2 separate regions of the Mus musculus genome follow, and region 2 is linked to region 1. The links are chromatin loops, found by intact Hi-C in ENCODE. Cell type or tissue: heart. All regions are shown on one strand. Links, peaks and the distances in the headings refer to the core of each region. The heading gives the core; the rest is flanking DNA.

Region 1 (10,440 bases), core at 2,744-6,743:
ACACAGGATCGTTTAGTTCCGAGGACCCTCAGTAGGTGGCTCACAACCACCTGTGGCTGCAGTTCCAGGGGGTCTAGCATCCTCTTCTGGCCTCTGAGGGCACCTGCATGTGCATATGCATACACTTACACACACTCAAAAACACACACACACACACACACACACACACACACACACTCCAATAGGAACGTTTCCTTTATGCTTTTTTTTTTTTTGTTTGTTTGTTTTTCAGCACAAGGTTTCTCTGTGTAGCCTCGGCTGTCCTGGAACCCACTCTGTAGACCAGGCTGGCCTCGAACACAGAAATCCGCCTGCCTCTGCCTCCCAAGTGCTGGGATTAAAGGCATGTGCCACCACCTCCCGGCTCCTTTATGCAATTCTTAAATGCAAGTGTCTCCTATTTCTTTATGTAATTCTTAAAACAAAAATTCCTGAGCTACTGATGGACACTTCCACAGGAATTGTATGATCTTATGGGGGGGTTGGAATTGCTCTTAGTGCTCGCTATAAATAACCAAAAGCCAGAGATGGCAAACCTTGACGTAGCAGAAAGTACTTTGGGTTCATGGATGTGCACATTTTGTCCTTGGCTCCTCTTAGAGTAAGAGCTCATGAGAAGAGACTAGACGTGATAAGACAGAGGGGAAGGGAAAGGTCTTGGGTCCTGGCAGAAATATGGCCCGAGGAAGTCATAATGTAATAAAAAGGCTTTCTCGACTGTAGAAACAAATTCCAGCCTTCCCATGCAGATGGGCAGCTCTCTGGGTGGGCAGAGTCTGGGAATCAGTCAGACCCAGGATCTATGTCCAGGAATCCCAAATAAAATACAACCCTTTGTGGGTTAGAATTGCCTCACCTGGCCTGAACTGTTTCCTGCTCCTGTTCGTTAGTGTAGGATACACAAGTGTTCCTCATTTCCTCGCTTGTGTCAACAGCTCACTTGCCATTAATTGGAGACAATACTTCAGAAATACAGATTGCACTTGTTGAGAATTTAAAGTCTGATTTTTTTTTTAAATAGTCTCTTTAAAAATGTTAGAAGTGGAGGCTGGAGAGTTGGTTTACTGGTTAAGAACGCTTGTCATTCTTGCAGGTTCCTGAGCTTGGTTAGCAGCACCCGCATAAGGGATTACCACCGCCTGGAACTCCAGTTCCAGGAGATCTGACACTCTCTGTTACCACCGAGGGCACCAGGCCTGAATGTGGTACACATACCTATGTGCAGGCAAAACGCTCATATACGTAAAATAATAATAATACTAATAAGGTCTAAACAAAAGGAAGTGTGTGTGTTGGGGGAGAGAGAGAGCAAGTGAGATATACTGGAGGTAAGGGTGCTGGCCTCTAAGCTGGATAACTTGGGCTCTATCTCTGTAACCTATGTGGTGGATAGACTATATATATACATATATACACACACATATATATATACAAACATACATACATACACACATATATATGTATACATACATACATATATACATATGCATATAGGTACTATAGCTGGGCAAATAGATTCTAACCTGACAATACTGGCCTGGTCTCCATTCCACCATGTGGCCTGTTACCTGTCCATTGTAATCTTGTCCTGGCACCTGCTTCTTCATCCAGTCTGGCTGGCCCTCTGGGCTCCAGAGACCCTCTCTTTCAGCCTGGAAGTCCCACCTTAACTCTCCAGCCCAACTATTGGCCCTTCAGCTCTCTATTTGACCAATTAGAAGGTGAGGGAGAATGATGACTACAAAATATTCAGGCAGAATATGCTTGATAACAATGACAATACCCAAGTCCCGCCTGTAGTCAGATCTCTGCAGGCACAGAAACCAGCATTTGAATAATACGAGGATAATATTTATACAATGCACAAAAACATCACTCCAACAAGAAGTAGTTTATTTAACAGGACATACTAAATATATTTATGAAGATTTCCTCCATATGTTAGTGTGTCAAAAGTCATGGTAGTTACTTACCTTTGAGGTGTTTTCCATCTCTTATCTTTCTCTATCTCTTTATCTCTACGGAAGGAGATTAGTTCTGGAGGATAGCCTCGTGTGAGCTTTGAAGGCTGAGAAGTCACATGGTTTGCCTCCTCAAGTTAGAGGCCAGGGAAGCTGGTGATGGGTTCCAGTTAAAATTAAAAGCCCTAGGAGCCAATGATGTAAGTCTTGGTCCAGGTTCAAAGATCCAGAAAGAGGAGCACCAATTCCTGAAAGCAGTAAAAGGTGATGTCCCCAGCAGAGCAGAGAACAAACTTACCCTTCCCCCATCTTTCTCTTCTATTCATGGCCTCAGCAGAAAGGGTGCTGCCCTCTGCACTGATGAAGTTGAATTTGTTTACTAAGACTATTGGATTAAATACACACGCTCCAAAATATTATTTCTTTCTTTTTATCAGTTTTCTGGGCATCATTTAGTCCAGTCTACTTAATTAAAATAAACATAGTATCAACCATCATAAGTAGGAAGGCATGGATGGAAAGTACTGAGGTCAATAAAATGTCGAGGATTATGGTGATGACAGTGATACAGAGCCACACTGACTGTTACTCCAAGTTCTTTATCTGAACAGTACAGATCTATTGAAATCTCATCCAACCCTGTAAGAAAGGCGTCAATGCCATTATGACTTTCTTAGATGATGAAATTAGGGCACGAAAAGTTAAGCAAGGGCCATGAGACCAGGCATTCATAGCTACTAAGGAAAAGTTGGGGCTCTTGATATATCCGGGTAGGATGCAATTTACTTGCTTTCTTAAGAAGATAGCCCAGGGTTGGAGAGATGAGTACTGGCTGCTCTTCTAAAGGACCTGGGTTCAATTCCCAACCCCCAGGCAGATCACGTCTGTCTGTAGCTCGAGTTCTAGGGAATCCTGATGCCCTCATATAGATACACATGCAGGAAGAACACTAATTAATGCCTCTGAAATAAAATAAACAAAACAAAATAAGACGATAGCCTAAGCTGCAAAGAGTACCACAGCTTCTTGGGCTCCATCTCTCAGCTCAGGGAAATTCTGGTGCCAGGCAGAACTCATGGTATGAGTAGCTTTAATCAAAAGTTCTACATGGGCTTGAAATCTACAGCAAGGGCAGCTGGCTAAAGTCACGTATAACAGTGCATTTCCAAGCCCTCATAACATCTAGTTAAGTTCAGAGGGACAGAGTTGAGCCTAATATTCTCTGTGAAACACTTGGGGCAAATCTGCTTTGGAAGCAGGATGGGTGCAGTCAACGACCACCCTCATGCAAAATAGTTATTTGTGTAAACTGTCTTCCTTACTAGATTTGAAAGCATTGCAGGGCTGAGTGTCTCAGCCTATGAAATCGTAACTCCCGTCATAGGTCTTTGACAGTTATTTTCTTTGAATTGTCTATTGTGGATTGAATTCTTGTAAAAACTCACACATACTATAAACCCCACATTTGCTTATAAAACATCCAGTTAGATCAAAGACCATGCAACATAGATGCCGAAGAACCCGTACCACGTCTCCACCTGTAGTTCGTGAAGTTGGGCATTGCCAATACCCGGGGTGGGGGTCTCCTATTCAACTAGATTCTCTCACAGGGTTATACTCTTCTGAAACTTAAATCACGCGTTTCATGATTGACTGGAGTCATTCACTCATTCTTCAAACGTGCTGAAGTGTCAGATTTTACGTAGGCGAGGCAGGTCTTCAAACTGTCGGAGTGAGGGAGGTCGAGATAAAAGTGACTAAAGCCACCTTTCACGGCGTCCAGCTTGTTTTTGCTGCAAGCACCCCAACTACAGCGCGGCCCTCCAGGAGCGCGCGCGGTTTCTGCGCGTGGCCGGTTTGGGCCGAAACTACGCGTCCCGGCAGTCCGCGGGGCGGGTGGGCGGAGCCGGGCCGGGGGCGGGGGCCGAGAGGGGGCATTGTGTCGGCCAGCCGTGCGCGAACGTCCGCTCGCTGTGGGGCCGGGGCTGAGGTGTCAGCGCCGCTGCGGCCGGGGCGAGAGGCGGACGAGCAGGAGCGCGCAAGCGGCCGCGGGTGCCGGCGGGGGCGGCGGGAGCACCATGCGGATCGGCGCCCAGCGCCCTGCAGACCCCTCGCGAGGCAGAGAGGCCGGGGCGGCGCCGGGGCGGCGGGGAGCATGAGGACGGCCGGGGACCGGCTGGGTTCGGAGCTCTGCTAGGAAGCGGCGTGCGCTGAGCACTAACCGGGACGCGGCGGAGGGCGGGAGCCAAGCGCCCGGGGCTGTGGGCATTTTGGACGCGGACGCAAGGGGCCCGGAGCCAGCCGGGGCTCCGGCACGCAGCCGACATGGGCAACGCGGGGAGCATGGACTCGCAGCAGACCGATTTCAAGGCGCACAACGTGCCATTGAAGCTGCCGATGCCCGAGCCAGGTGAACTGGAGGAGCGCTTTGCCATCGTGCTGGTGAGTGAGTCCGCTGCGGCCGGGCGCGGGGCCCCCGTGGGGCAGGCGGCGCAGATGACCCGGCTCCTCCGGTCCCAAGGGCGAGGCTCACACCTTCCCCATTGTGGGCTCCCAGCCTCGCTTCTCTCAGCCTCCGTCCTTGCGCTCTCCAGGGGTCCTCGGATGGGGAGAGGAGCTCGGGCCGGGCTACCCCGGCGGCCACGAACCCATTGTCTGGCGGGAGCAGCACCTCGCAGCGCGTGTGCCGGGAGGTGCAGAGTGGGTGTGAAGGGAAGGTGGCTGGCCGGGGAGGAGTGAGGGACGGGCCGCTAAAGCTTTTTGTTTAAAGAATGAAAAGCAACCGGCAGACCCCGACCCTCTGCGTAGCATCCCCCGGACGCGCAGCTCTGGGCCTTGCGGGGTCTGCTGCAGACGCGCGCAGGTGGCTGGCCGCAGGCGCCGCGCCCGCACTCGGTCGGCCGAACTTGGAGGGTGGACCTCGCGGCTGGGCAGATGGACAGCTCCCCAGAAAGAGAAAGAGGAGGCCGGCAGCTGAGTGGCGCCGTGGTCCCTCCGCGAGGGGGAGGCATCTGAAACCCAGACGCGGGTGGGGAAGGCGGGGGGTGGGGGAGAAGCGCCCCGGGCAGGGGAGAACCTCAGTGTGTTCCCTTTGGTCTTAAATCTTAAACCACAAAAATGTGCAGTTTGGCTGGGACGTGTTAAGAGCCGTCCTGACTTCACGGACGACCCCAGTTCCTTCAGTCGAGTCCATGGCTCCCTCCCGCATTCCGCATCACTCAGCCTTCCCGTTCCAGCTTCTCAATCAAAGACTGGAATCCTCTCTCTCCGTTTCCTTTTGGGACTAAGTTTCTGGGCTCTTCCCACCCGGAGTCTGCCTTGCTGTGAGCTCAAAAGGGTGTGACGCCTTTTCCCTTGCCCCAGAGAGCGTCCCAAGTGCAGTTGGTTCCTGGTTTCTCAAGTTTTAAGATTCCACCTTCTCTTAAGGGGATGATGGGAAGGAAATGAGGCTGGGGGGTGGGGTGGGCGGACTCCTGGTCTGAGACTTGACACTCTGCTTCCCCCTTTTTCTAAATCCATGCAAGACAAGGCAGCCAGAGCCAGAGGAACTTGTGATGGAGCTGCCAACTCCTGTGTCTACCTGAGAGAATTTTGGCATGTAACTTAAGAACTTTGGGAGAGGTCTCAAGCCCTGGATCAAAAGTTGGTTTTCTGAGATTTGAATGTTGAGTGGGACATTGAAGCTGCCTTTCTTCATCCCTTGAAAGGAGGTTGCTTTGGTACTGGGACCGTGCTCTGTCTGGATGGCAGGTCGGCTCTGTGTGATCAGGGAGCACGGAGGCTGCAGCTCTTTGCAGCCCTTTTAGGCCCCCTGGAAGTTGCTGTGAACATGGGGGGAAAAGATGTGGCTGCCTATTTTGCTTTGCATGGCCTGTGATCTCCCACAGCTGCTCCCACGTTATGCAAGATGGGACGCTGTGAAATGAAACAGCCCAAGCTTAATTACTTCTCAAGGCAGTCTGGTGCACACTTGACCCGTCTTTCCAGAGACAAACGGTGTTTCTTGAAAACAAAAACAAAACAACAGACAAACAAACAAAACACACCAAAAAAAACCTGTTCCTGACAGACATAGCTGCAACTTTCTGGCTCTGGGTTTTCTGTTTTTACCCTTCATCGTGTGGTGTGGTGTTATCTGTCTGTCTGTCGGCCTGTCTGTGTGTGTGTGTGTGTGTGTGTGTGTGTGTGTGTGTGTGAGAGAGAGAGAGAGAGAGAGAGAGAGAGAGAGAGAGAGAGAGAGGGGGGTTGGGCAGCCAGTGGCACAAGGAGGTTGCCGCAGCCATGCTAATAACAATAATGCAATTAAGTTCTACTCAACTGGGAGAGCATTTTTTGCATGAGCTTTCAGTTACTCTGCTGATTAATAACACATGGTATGAATTAATCTTTAGGAAAATAATGCCCCTTCATTAAAATGGTGGATTTGTGCTCCCATTGAGTCTAGCGGGTCACAAAGTGAGTCTGTAGGCTTTTATGATTGTAAATCCTGGGCTCCTTGGGGGTGTCCGATGTTTGCTGTGGCTACTTTCACTCCATGGAGTGGCCCGCTGTTAGCTGGAAGCAATTGTTTTGCAAGCTGTTTAAGAGAATACTGAGTTTCTCAAACAAGAAACAAAAGCACAACATATGCTGACCTTTTTTGAGTAGTTCCAAGGCTTTTGGCATCCTTGCAGATAGGGATTCACTGTTGCTGTTTAGGTTCTCATCTGAGCTCTACTTGCTGTTATTGCCTGAAACAATTTAAAGGAAACCCTCCCAGCTAGCTAGTTAGTCGCCCTGCTGATTCCGCCTGTGCCTTCCCCCTCGGGCTGTTTACTCAGAGTTTACTACGTTGGTTTTCTTTCGTTTTCAGGAGTTGCTGGAGGCATCAGGAATATGTAATTTTGGAGATAAGGCTTGAAGGACAAGATTTAGGAGGGAGATTTTGTTAGATAGCCTTATACACATGGATGGACACACACACACACACACACACACACACACACACACGCGAGCCTCTGTGTGTGTGTGTGTTTGATTTTTTTTTTTCCATTCTCGAGGAATGATAACCAGGTTGACATTACTACTGTGAGGTCCCTTTCCACCTCTGCCTTGCTCTGTGCCCAAGCTGGCCTCAAACTTGCTACCTTAGCCTCCTGAGTGCTGAGCTTATAGACAGATGTGTGTGCCACCACGCCAGATCTAGTTCGTTTTCTTATGTAATAAAGGCCACAAGGGATTTTAGGAGGAAAACTAGATTTATACTGTGCAGAAAAGTGTACAAACGCCTCATTGTAAGTATGACTTACATAAATAATTAACGAGCTGTTTCAGGCTAGGAAAACAATTCCTCTCAACCTCCAGCTCCAGAATACTTAAAACCTTTGGTGTAGAGTAAATAAAAATTAAAGTGACAGGAGACCATCTTATTTCACAGAGGATATAAATCTACCCAGTGGCCACACCCTTTACCCAGCAGCTTAGATGGGACAAGTTGTATACATCTAAGAAACTATTGTATCTGAATGGGGAAAAGAGAGGAGAGAGCACAGACCAACCACTGAATTAAGATCAGAAGGCGTACATTTCAAAACTTTTCATAAATAACTAATATTGAAGTCTGGATCCACATTTTAAGAATTTAATTCTTGTAAAGAAAGTGTCTCCCTCTCTGGGCTTTTATTCAGGATTGCCATCACAGTAGTTGCAAAGTTATGTTTAAAGAAAAGGACTGACTCAATCAATGTTTATGTGAATTGTTGTATCTCTATATCTACCTTTCTGGTGGACATTAGATGGAATGTATCTTCAGTGCAAGTGTGTCTTACCTACTTCAGTCTTTGGTGTGCTTGTATATATTTATAGGTAACATCAGACTGTCTTACTTAGCCTCACACACTTATGATTACATGTCAATGTGACTTTCTGCTGTATTTATTCAGCATTATCTAGTCCTTGGGGGTCACACACAAGCAAGCCCTTTATCCTTCATATTCAAATATGACAATGTGAAAGCAGCTCTTAGTGGGTGTTGTGTGTAGTGGTGGTCTTCAGTCCAAGAGCACCACGTTTCCATTAGGCACCCCGTAATATTGTTTGCTTTCAACTGTCAGTCACTGCTTACAAATGTAGAATGTACGTCATCTGGCACCTTTGTCGATGCACTTGTCGCTGTCTTAAGGATTCTTTGAACTTCAGGGAAAAGGGTGACTTGAGTAGATGCTTGAATTTCTATAGTATCTCACAGCTCTGTGAGCAGATAGCCCATGAAAGAGGATGCAGTCATGGTTTAGGGGAATCTCGCAGTTGAAACTGGGGACTGCTTTAGTTTCAGGTTCATTTGAGTCAGTTTCCTTTCCTTTTTCTCCCTCCTGAGAGTGAGTGGGTTGAGTCACTTAGCTCAGGAAGGAGTTGGGAGCACTCTTGAGTCCCTCCTGTACCCAAACATTCCTCAGGCTGACACACTGTGCCTTGCAGTCTGGCCATCCACAGCACTAGAGCTGTGTAAATACTGATCGCCTGGATTGCTGGAGGTTGTGGTTATGAAGTCGCCCACCTGGGATTTTGGATGCCTTCCTTTTTCCATTAGGATTTCTCAGATCAGCAGCTGGGGGAGAAAAGGGCCTGGGAATAGCAGTGAGCACAAAAACAAAAGCCAGAACAAACCTAGAACCTGCTAAGTGCCAGTTTCACCCTGTAGCCAGTTGGCAGTAGGTCTTGATCAGTGACCATGGTGAGGTGCATCTGAGGCCGCCCTTTAGGTGCCTGGCATCTGCTCCCCTTTTTGAATGTCCAGGCATGGAGATAAAACCTTAATTGGACCAACACTGTATCCCTCTGGTTTTCTTCCATCGTGCTTGGAAAACGCAGGGGAGAGCCAACTGTCACTTGGATGCATGCGCGCACTTCTGCGAAGGGGATGGACAAGGTCAGGTTGCTACAGTTTAGTTGGTTTCCCACTTTAAGATGCTGGTGAGGTCTATGGAGCAGATGGGTGGGCGTGGATGGGAGTGTCGTGGCCATGCCTCACTCCTGCTTGTTTCCTCACATCCTTTTCCCCGTGAGGGAAAGAGAGTGTGGAAGGAGCAGAATGCTGCCAGTTTGAAACATTACAGTTTCTCCCTGGGCAGTAACTCCCTGGAGCTGTGCCCCTTCTCCCTACAACGGACATGGTTGTTTGGAGTGACTCCTACCATTGGTATGACCATGTGAGCCTTTTCAGTAATGGATGTGTGAGATAGCAGTTGACCAAAGGGTATTCTGAGTGGAAATGTTTGGAGCCTCTGACAGACTTTCAGGGATGTAAACTGTGTGGGTGCCCTTAAATCCTCAAGGGAGAAGAATTTGTTTTGCAGCAACCCATTATCTAGCAAAAAGCGCTGTCCTAGGAAACAGGAGTACTACTTTCTGGAGTTATTCCTTCCACCAGCTTGGGCATAGTCCCTGCTTCTCCCCATTTGTGGATAGGAATTAAGTTTGGCACAGAATTTAAAATAGTCGAGGGAAGTTACAGCACTTTGAAGAAGTAGAACACAGCACATTGTGTGTCCCATTTGAGGACAGCCTGAGACCCTGTGTCAAAAACAAAGAACAAAACCAAACCAAACCAAACAACAACAACAAAAAAAACCACTGTAGGGTCTGAAGAGTAAATTTCTCTGCATCAGTGACCAGGATTCAGGTGAGAATATGGGGAAATGTTCCAAGGTTTAGAGTTGTCAAAAAAAAAAAAAATTGAGAGTGGCTTCCTTATTGAGGTTGTGTAGACAGTGTCATGAGAAAGATACTCAGACAGGAAGACCCTTCCCACTCCAAGTTACAGCAGGTGGTTTCACATTGAAGCAGTTGCCTGGAAGATGCTCTTCTTGAGGTGATGTCGCCTGCAGATTGTACACACAGGACTATAAACCCCAAGAGTTGGGGAAGAGCTCCTTGAAGGTCCTTCTTGGGCTCAAAAAAGGAAAAATGTTTAGATCCACGTTTCCTGTGGAAATTCATTGCTTTATAAGCACTGTAGTCTGCAGGACTAAGACAGCACAGGTGTCAGGAAGCAAGAAGCACAGGCCTGGGAATTTAGCTTGGCTCTAGAGTTCTTTCTTAGTATGAAGCCCAGGCTTTGATGCTCAGCACTGCCTAAGGGCACGGTTGTCCATTCTTGTAATATCAGCACTAGGGATGAAGATGCAGGAGGACCAGAAATTTAGGGTCATCCTTGGCTATATATTAAGTTAGAGGGCAGCCTGGGAATATGAACCCCTGTCATGTAAACAAAACATCCCTTGACCCCACCCTCAAAAACAGCCCAAACCAACACAAAACCAAAACCTGAACATAGATTATATAGATGTGTGTCTCCTTCGTGGAAGACACTGGTACCTAGAATTCTTTTAGGAACAAAGTAGGAAGCTGTCAAAGAACACAGTGGGTGTCCTTAAGAGGGAAGATGGGCTCCAGGTCTTGATGCTTGGCAGAAGACCACTGTTAGAGCAGCTTTCTCGGA
Region 2 (10,440 bases), core at 3,261-7,260, 330 kb after region 1:
GCCCATTTGTCGTCTTATGAGCAAAACAGTCAAAATCGAACCACAGTATAAAAGTGAAAACATCTGCCCCAGGATAATGTTCTTTATAAAGAAAAGTATCTGCTTGAGAAGTAAATGCAAAGAAACTACCTAGATTTGGGGATTTCAAGTAGATAACCTAAAAATTATTATGTGCCTTTTAATGACCGGCTAATATTAAAAATAAAATAAAGCATCTCATTAATGAGATTAAATTTAATTTTAGTATATGTGCTGCCAAAGCGAGCACGAGATAAATTTAAATACCAATGGATTGACTATCTCTGCAAAGCCTTTTATGTTATAAAGACATAAATGGCAAGATTTCATTCTCAATGACATGACACAGCTAGAAATACACGTGCATATCAGTAAGTGGAAGCATTTAGATTTCTTCCTTCGTTCCTCCCTTCCCTCCCTCCTTCCTTCCTTCCTCCCTCTCTCTTTTCCTTTCTTTTCTTCCTTCCTTCCTTTCTCCCTCCCTCTCTCTCTTTTTTTTTTCCCGAGACAGGGTTTTTCTGTGTAGCCCTGGCTGTCCTGGAACTCACTCTGTAAACCAGGCTGGCCTTGAACTCAGAAATCTGCCTGCCTCTGCCTCCCAGGTGCTGGGATTAAAGGTGTGTACCACCACTGCCTGGCTTAGATTTCTTAACCAAAACAAAACAAGACCCCAAAAAACCTCATTTATTTCATTTTATCTATTTTTGCTAAATGAGAAAACCATACGATTCCCATACTAAAAGCAGGGACAATGTAAAGTCACAAGTAACCTCTAGACACACATGTATCAGTTACTTTCTAGTGTCCATTGTAGGAAATAGTATCTACTTACTCATTTCATTCATTCAACAAGTATTACTGAGCACCCAGAATGCACCAAGAACTGTGCTCAGCACTGACAATTCTTAACAAGAACAATTCAGTTCTTGCTAAGACCTTATAATCTATTACTTGTTAGGAAAATAGCAAATCAGAAAACATTAAGGGAAAAATAAAAGAGGAAAATGTCACTAAGTGCCAAAATAAAACAGTAAAAATTCCAAACATATCAATGTGTTAAATAATTTAGAAAGGAGGTAAAGAGTGTTCAAACTGTTCGAGAAAATAATTTAAGCAAGCAAAGATGTCACGGTGATAGCGATCTTGAAAGCAAGAAGGCAAGGACAGCAGAGAAGCTTAAAGTCAAGAGCTAATATAACCATTTAAGGCACCATGAAAAGATTAGTACGAACTTGTATTAGGGAGTATAAAAACATGCATCATTGAATGTTGCTTTGATGTGTATTACAGAAGATCTTTCAAACTTAAAGCTGTGGAATTTAGACACTAGGTCACAGATATACAATACTGGGAATTCTTAAGCAAAGAAATACAATTTACTTTCTATTTTTTGATAGGTGATAGAATTAGCCTTGAAGCAAGAAAACCAGATCAAAAACAGTTTGAGTCTCCAAGGCACGGGATAGGACAACCTGGGTGCTACAGATTTGTGAGTTTGTCTTCTCAGTAATAAAGTTAAGAAAGCCAAATTCATTTCTAAGATGTAACTACTCACTAATGTAATATCAAAAAAAATTACCCCCAAAACAGGAAATTACTTAGGAAGATTTTGACTTCCAAATCAATCCATGAAAGTTTGATAAAGTCAGAAAATTGAACCATGAAGTGTTAATTAACTCTGGAAAGGAGCTCAAGACCTCATCTCATTCTTTCTATAAATCAGAGGAGAGTTACAATCAAGAACAGAGCCAGCTAGGGGCACTCTGTTGGGCAAAAGCAAAGCCAGCTGATTAAAAGTACAAAAAATTTTATGTTCTTGGTGATTTAAAAGCACATACAAAAAGAAAAGGAAAATGGAAAAGAAAATACTTTAAAGACAAAACATGTTTTATTCTGAATGGATATGGAGAAAGACAGCTTTATACACAATCATATTTTAACAGAAATTTCTACTGGAATGTTTTGAATATTGTTACTATGCAAAAAAATTTTTTCAGTAAATATTTAAGAATAAAAAAAGACCCCTCCAAAAACAGTTCCTTCTCTCACATACTATTTAAAGCTCATTTATCTGATTTATTTGTACGGTCCTTTTCAGTAGTATATTCTTTTAATTGTGTAACTGACAAGCATAATTTTCCCCAAAGATATGTGCATCAGGAGGCAATAATTTAACCTATATGATAGGTAATTGAGATAAGCCTGAAAGCAATTATGGTTAAGTTATGCTTGTTATTTCTAGGTATTTGCTAATCGATTCAGCCTGAACTGGAGAAAATGGCACTCTAGTTTATCTTATACATTAAGGGTAGAAAATCGCGAACATATCACTTCTTGAAGTAACTGGCTGCATTTTAACTTTGCAAACCCTTTTTTAACCCTAGATCATTACTGTCTAGTTTGCATACTGTTTTATAAAGAAGCTATACAATGTCTTGTCATATTCAGTAACATTTCAAAGACCACAATAATCTAGCATTTTCTTTATCTTTGGCTGGTCTAAGCCAAGTAACTTAAATGTGGGCAGTGCAGCAGATAACAGGAGGCTGAGCTGTTCCAGGATCCTGGTACATACCAAAATTCACACCTTTTTTTCCCTTGCATTAAAAAAAAAAGCCATAATATGTGCATATATGGACATCTTGTATAATTTAAATCATCTCTGGATGCTACCTAACACAATGTACATGCTATCTCTATAAGTAACTATATAGTTGTTTCACGTGTTAAATGTGACTATGACAAGGCAAAAAGTCTGCTTGTGGTCTGGAAATTGTAATTTATTTTTCATGTACTATAAGCCCATGTTAGATGAAATAATGGCCACAGAATTCTGCAGTTATAAAAGATCAACTATTTTTGAAGATTATAAAGCCCTTAGTCCCGAAAATCTAAAAGTTTTTAACAAACTTTAAAAAAGATGGATGGCAAAACTATACAGGTACCCTGCTTCTTCTCAATTATCTTCTCATTATAATTACTATTAATAATCCAGAGCATATGCAAAGAGAAGAAATGATGCAGGAAAACAATCAGTTCATCATTAAGAAAAGGTACACAGAGCTTTGAGAAAGAATCCTGGAGCCCTTAAGGATTCAGCTTAGCTTTACCATAAGCTAGGACCCATACTCTTAGGTAGGAAGTGGGCACTAGATAATGACCTAATTTTGAGAAAATAACAGCAATTTTCTTGAGACTTTCAGATCTGGTCTCCCAAAGTATTCATTATCCTCACAGAGGAAGAATGCTAAACATTTAAACAGTCAGGTGCACAGAACATATTAGACTAAAAAAAAAATTAATAATAGTAGAAAACCATGAAGCAAAAGTCAAAATATCTGAAGTGTGTAAGTATAAAGTAAACTAATTAGGAATATGGTCACTGGCACAGCTAAAGAGAAGGGGCCACAAAACAAACTGTGACCAGTGTATGCCAATTACTTAAAAAAATAAAGTAAAATCTGCACTGTACTAAAAATGAGTAGCTGGCATCTCAGGACTGCTAGTGCAACAGCACCGGGACAGCAAGGGTAAGCAGGCCAACCCCTTGCAAACTTACCTTGCCTGGCCCAATGGACACAGAAGGCCCCAGAAAAGAGAGAAGCGTCTGGCAGTAGCAAATTGTTTTATTTTATCTTTCTGTGGAAAGAAACTAATTTTAAATAAGAACCAGAGCATTAGAGAATAAATATTTTTTAAAGCTCATTATCTAGTTAGAGCAGCTCTACCAAGAAAACAAGAAGGGTTTTGTGCTGCTTAGAGATGGAAAGATACAGAAAAAGAATCAAGAGTTGTCTCTGCATATCCTAGGGAGTTTTAAAGTATTATTATTCGAGAGTAACAGAGCAAAAGAATCTTTTCTATAAGGAACTCCTGCAGGCAGAATCTTTTCAGTTTGGTGCCTTTGAATACAATTTTCTTATCCAAAATTAAGGGCTATATTCCAAATATAAAAGAAAACCACTTAACACTGAGCCATTCTACTCTTTAAAATAAAAAAAGCAAACAAACAAAAAAACACAAGTTCCTGTTTCCCCCTGTAATTTCACCAGTAACTTTAGCCTTCATTGCTCAAACCATCGTCAAACTCAATAGTACTCATTAGCAAAAGAAAATATACAACTGGCTTTCTAAAATATTCTGCTAATCAAAAATTTCATGACTTATCAAGATATTCAACTGGAATAACCCAGCCCACCTAAGAATCAGTGTATTATATAGAACCTAGCATAGGACAGAACTGTTGATGCACCTCAAGCTCTTGTCTTTCTTGACCACTTCTCTAGAAATTCTACCCGTGTTCCTGAGTCATCTTAAAACCTTTTAATCCAATCACTCCTACGAAAAAACGTCCATTTACGATTTGTGCTAGAGATTCAAGGGGCAACGCACAAGTAGGAGTATAGAAGCAATTATCATTCAAAAATTAAGTAGAAAATGAGCTACCTATTTGGCACTGTCCAGGAAAGAATTAGTAATAGAGCAGAAAATCCCTCCGCACCCCAAACAAGAGGAAGATACTCCAAGAATAAAATTCATTCTACATGAAAACCCCAAGTAACTACTATTTTTCTGATGCTAGGCTTTACACATTCACCACGATTATCTTCTGATATATATTTACTCCTAGACCATTAATAATTATAATGCCTGAAATAAAGTCACTAAGTTAAATAGATTAGATGTATACTCTCACTTTAAATTATTTGCTTGGTTTTCCAGATAGGGTTTCTCTGTCTTGGAACTCAGTCTATAGATCCAGGCTGGCCTTGAACTCAGAGATCTAACTGCCACTGCCTCCCAAGTGCTGGGATCAAAGGCGTGCGCCACCACAGCCGGCTTATTTTTTTTAAAGCTTAATTTTGTTGAGGAAGTCAGTTAATTTTTTCTCATACAGTCTTACTACATTCAAAATTTGGTTACAGACATGAGCAATGTAATGTTTTGTCTTGTTTGAAGACATTACGTGGATATAAACTAACCTTTAAAGGGCTGCAAGTACACCACTGACTTACATCTTAAATACATCTCGACACACTCAAACAAAACTAAGCAAGCCAAAGGGAAAGCGTCTTCTTACTTGTCCCATTGGAGGCCCTCCCATAGGGGGCATCATCTGTGGCATCATTCCATGAGGTACAGGAGGCATGTTTGCTCTCTGACCCATAGGGTGCATGCCCATTGGTGCATAATGCATGCCAGGATGCCCCATCTGAAAAATAATAAAAAGGGAGAGTGAGAGACAGTTAAATGCTTCTTTAAAATGTCATTTCAAAAACAACAACTAAAACCCATCAATTAAGGCACAATATTAAATCACTGTGATTAAATTACAGTATTAGCATATACTGAAGTTAATCTTAATTACACTACAGTGATTATTAGATGGGGCCTGAAAATTTACAAAATAATGGAAAAGTTAAACCCATTAGCGGATTACAACCCCTCTCCAATGACTTAACAAACTGTTAAATGACTGGTCAGACTTGGTGACTATGTATTGAATTCCAACTTAAAAAATTATTACGATGAACACAACTTCCGTCACCTTTATACACATAACCAGCTTATACTACTTAAAATTACATTCATATGGACAAGACCTAAAACAGAGTGCGGGTACCCAAGAGTACTTCACAAATGTTTTAATAGAGTTAAACTGTCCCAGACACTAACAAATTCATGCCGTTTTAGGGAGCTTAAAATATAATACTTCCATTGTTCCTGGCTTGAAACTAAGTATCCGCAGCCAATTCTCCCAACCGAATCCCCCAAGCCCTGCAAATCACCACCACTCCCGGAGAAATAAGACCGCAGCAGCCGCTCCTTAAGTCCCACAGACTTAAGTGTCCCTACTGTAAGTCAAGCCTGGGGCTCTCAGATGCACAGTCCGCCCGGGGCCCAGCACCTTCCTTCTTCCTAAGGCATCTATCTACCTAGGCCAAGACCACTGGCAAGTCCAAGGTCCCACCTATTTCTTTGTGTGTTCCCGCCCTCCATCTCTCCCCCTTGGGACGTAGCCCACCATCTGCAGCTCTCTTCCTGATATGCTCTTCTCCGTTTGGAGAGAGCTTCCTGTTTCTCTGACTCGGTTTTTCATTGTGCCGCTTTCCCCTACCCCGCCGATCCCTTACCGAGGGCCGTCTCCTCAGGAAGCCGTCAGCAGAGACCCAAGAACTGGAGCACAGGTTTGAGCCGGACAATCTCCGCTCCCCGTCCCCGGGACCCCGCGAGGGAGGTTGGCTCTCCATTTCACTCACCATGAGGCCTCCACGCTCGGCTCCAGTCCCCGGCCTCATCGTCGGGCTCAGACTGCTCCGTCGGCGGCCACTGCCGCTGCACATACCAACAAGAAGCGATCTGAGTGGCTGGCGCCCGCCGGGGCCAAAGGGTAAAGGCTGCCCTGAGCTGCGGGGCGGGATCAGCGGGGCCAATAAACTGACAGGCTTCCCTACTGTCCAATCAGAGCGCGAGACCGACAGGCAGCTCTGCGGCGATTCGCCCCCTGCCTCGCTCGGCGTCGCCTGCATGGAGGGGGGGGGAGGGGGGACGGAGGAAGTTTCTGCGTCGAGTGCTCTGCCGGGGAAACTCTACCAACTTCCCCCAGGAAAGGGGACACGGCGGGGACCCAGATTCCCGGGTTCGGGCCACCGCACCCCGTCGGGGGGTGGGGCAGTGGCGTCCAGCCCCTCGCCCTAGTTACGTTCGCCCCACAAACCTGAGGCCACCAGGGGTGGGGTGGGGGTGGGGCGGGGGAAGCGGCACCCGGCGTTAGCGGCCTAGTGCGCGCGCGCGCGGTTGCCCTGGGGAGGGGGTCGTGCCTTTGGGGGTGGGGGGGAGAAACTCGAGAGCTGCGCGCGCGCCCGGCATAGTGAAGGGCGGAGGCGCGAACTGTATCTGGCGGGGAGCGGTAAAGACAGAGATCTCTCGCCCGAGGGAGGAAGCGACTGGCGGTTAGGAAGGCGCGGAACTGCGGTCATGGGGCTCGAGAGGTGCGTGCCCACAGGACCCGAAAGGGTGGAATAAATGAGAGTGTTGTCGCGGCGGGCCATGGGCGCGCGCTCCCACGGCGCCTCCGGAAGCGGAGTCCCCGGGTAACCCGCTCTTGCACTCCCCTACGGTTCTGCGCGCGGTGGTTGGGTCCGCCGACGGCCGTCTCTGATTGGCTGTAGCCGGGGCGGGGCGTGGCGGTGGTGGACAGCCGACCTTCGCGGGACTCTCAGTCTTTCCCGCCATGTCGTTCGTGGAGAGTTGGAGGTTTGCGGGCGCGCGGAGGCGCCGTCAGGTTACCCCAGGCCCTGCGACTCGGCCCGGGTATTCCGACTACACTCAGGGGGACAGCTGGGGTGAGGGCGAAGGCGACGAAGACGAGGGATGCGACCAAGTGGCCCGCGACTTGCGGGCAGAGTTCTCAGCCAGGGCGTCGTCGGAGACCAAGAGGGCCCCGCTACTCCCCCGGGTCGGGGACGGGTCTCCGGTCCTGCCGGATAAGCGCAACGGCATCTTCCCGGCCACTGCGGCCAAGCGAACCCAGGCTCGGCGGTGGCCCATCCAAGCCCTTTCCATTCTCTGTTCGCTGCTGTTCGCCGTCCTCCTTGCTTTCCTTCTCGCCATCGCCTACATGATCGTTAAAGGTATTGAAGCCCAGGCCTTGAAAGGCTGTCCAGCGTAAAGTGCAGCCAGTACATCACACGCCCCCATTCACACTCTCCTCCCAAAGCGTTCCCTCGAGACTGCTATCGTCCCTTTTGTCTTCTCTCCCTAGATGGACGTCCTTGCTCCGTCATGAGACCCATTTAGAAAAGATCTTTGGCTAAATCTACAGTCTTTAATGCCGTAAAGGCATTGAACACTTTGAGTTGAAACAGCAGAGCCCCTTACTTTTAAAAGGATCAAAAAAGTACGTGTAAGAAAGTACTGCTGTACGTCCTAAGGCTGATGTTAAGAGACATGCTGGGTTTGCACTGTTCTCTGAACCTAGGACAAGGATCCCCACCCCCACCCCATCCCAAGTTTCTACTTTTCTCTCTCTCTCTCTCTTTCTTTCTTTTTTTCTTTTTTGAGACAGGGTTTCTCTGTATAGACCTGGCTGTCCTGGAACTCACTTTGTAGACCAAACTGGCTGGCTTTCTTTCTTTCTTTTTTTTTTTTAATATTCTTTTTTAAAAATTTTTATTAGATATTTTCTTCATTTACATTTTAAATGCTATCCTGAAAGCCCCCTATACTCCCCCCCCCCCCGCCCTCTCGCCCTGCCCCCCTACCCACCCACTCCCACTACTTGGCCCTGGCATTCCCCTGTACTGGGGTATATAAAGTTTACAAGACTAAGGGGCCTCTCTTGCCAATGATGGCCGACTAGGCCATCTTTTGATACATATGCAGCTAGAGTCAAGAACTCCGGGGTGCTGGTTAGTTCATATTGCTGTTCCACCTATAGGGTTGCAGTTCCCATTAGCTCCTTGGGTACTTTCTCTAGCTCCTCCATTGGGAGCCCTGTGATCCATCCAATAGCTGACTGTGAGCATCCACTACTGTATTTGCCATGGCCTTGATTTCTGAGTTCAGAAACCCGCCTGCTTCTGCCTCCCAAGTGCTGGGATTAAAGACACATCACCACGGCTTGGCTAAGTTTCTACTTTTATAGGCAAAAATGGTTTTTCTATTTTTCCCTTGTAATCAGGTAGAGTTATTTCAGGACAAGCCTATTCTACTGTGTCAGAAATTGACATATTGTCCAAATAGCAATGCTCAGAAAGACCCTCTTCCCCCATTTGAATTTGTTGTATGATTTAGTATTTATTGTAGTAGAAAGAGATTTTAATTCAGTTAGTGCTGACTTTGCCAATTCTTGAGAAATAGAAACATGAAAACTATTTTGTATTAAAAGGATTCAACACTCATTCTTGTGTTGCCTTTACTAATTAAAATTAAATCTCCAGTTCAGTTTTGCTTTATTTCCTCCCATTCCCTAATGGGATGCAGGTGGCCCTTCAACAGTTTTTTTTCCCACTTCAGCCATGATAGATTTGTTATTCACGTAGTTTATTTTTCTTTTGTAACATAAAGGTATATACCCATGAGTAGACGTTCATTGCAGAGGACAGTGGCATTTTGGAGAATGGAGTGAGGAACTGAAGTCAAATTCTGTTATGCCCTGAAGTTTCTTTTGTACAAATTTTCTTCAACACATCCAGGAGATAAACACTAGTCTCGTGTTTATTGCACTTGACTCTTGTAGAGCTATTTGCATGAAGGTAGTAAATCAGAAATTTAACCTAGCTCTGACTTTAGGGTCCTTTTGACATTGAACAGTGTCTTCAAAATGCCTTTGGATATTCATGTCATGAAGGAACACTAACTACTCTTCTACCTAAACCTCTTTGTATTTACAGAATTGCATGCAGAAAACTTGAAAAATGAAGATGATATACATACTGGGCTGTTAGGTATGAACTGATCATTTTATTCATCCAATCGCTTATTTTAGTTTTCCCAAATTAAGCTTAAGTTATAGAGGCTTTGGGATAAATATTTTACATATGTCATGTGTAGCTGGTTCTGTAGTGTTATTTATATGTTTGTGGTAAATGTTACTAGATTTCCTTTTTAGGTATACATTTAGATAATTTTCATAATTTTATAATGGGCCACTAATGCATGTATACAGTATTCAACGTAACTTTGCATGACATTGGTCCACTAGTTCCTTGAAGTAGTTTCTAATTGTGTTTTGGAAGAAGCTCCTTATACTACTTCAGGAATTTAAAACTAGAAACTTGCTCACAAACTTAGCCAATATAAATAGTATCCGAAACAGACTTCAGAAGAATGTCCACATGTATTTGTACGCAGTTTGTCTTGAGATACAAATTTTAAAATAAGAATTATTTGCCATTAATGTCTAGTTGAGTCAGTTAAGTTTCCATTGTCCAAAATATCATACATTATGTAGTTTATAGCTACTGAAGAGGATTATTGATGGTGTCTGTCTCTCTCGTAGATAATTTTGAAGAGTTTAGAATTTTATCTAGTGATATATTTTACTATTAAAATTCAGAATGAGGAAAACAGCTATTTTTACAACAGAACTAACTGCCAAGACAGAACCCTCTATGAGCCTCTAATCTAGTGGAGAATAAATGCTGTCAGTATCACTTAGAGACAGCATGACCATGACAGCTTTTATGTAGGAAAACATTGAATTGGGGGCAGGCTTACAATTCAGAGGATTTTTTAGTTCTTTATCATCACGGCGGGAAGCATGGCGGCATACAGGAAAATGTGGTGCTGAGAGTTCTACATCTGGGTCAGCAGGCAGCTGGAACAGTGAGGCACTGGCCTGGCTATAGCATCTGAACCTCAAACCCACTCCTAGTGACACATTTCCTCTAACAAGGACACACCTCCTAATAGTGCCAC

Evidence for each region. Peaks named below come from ENCODE experiments on the same cell type or tissue, not always from the same donor. Only the 100,000 strongest peaks of a DNase experiment are listed, where the experiment ranks them.
Region 2: a loop joins it to region 1, with 4 times the contacts of the local background. A loop is called at or near these places in 1 of 42 quality-filtered maps.

The regions. Positions count from the first base shown.
Region 1 is chr2:52,853,857-52,864,296 of GRCm38, forward strand. Fmnl2 (formin-like 2) reads left to right here and starts at 4,012. Exons shown (of 27, transcript NM_172409.2): 1 at 4,012-4,403. The coding sequence starts at 4,287. In heart, for the core only: CTCF peaks have their summits at 3,816 and 4,946; DNase peaks (open chromatin) are centred at 3,895, 4,735, 5,235, 5,835 and 1 weaker place; H3K4me3 peaks cover 2,517 bases; H3K27ac peaks cover 1,959 bases.
Region 2 is chr2:53,184,871-53,195,310 of GRCm38, forward strand. Prpf40a (pre-mRNA processing factor 40A) reads right to left here and starts at 6,384. Exons shown (of 26, transcript NM_018785.3): 1 at 6,153-6,384; 2 at 5,099-5,230. The coding sequence starts at 6,362. Arl6ip6 (ADP-ribosylation factor-like 6 interacting protein 6) reads left to right here and starts at 7,214. Exons shown (of 4, transcript NM_022989.4): 1 at 7,214-7,652; 2 at 9,414-9,467. The coding sequence starts at 7,253. In heart, for the core only: a CTCF peak has its summit at 5,125; DNase peaks (open chromatin) are centred at 6,441 and 7,171; H3K4me3 peaks cover 2,477 bases; H3K27ac peaks cover 1,856 bases.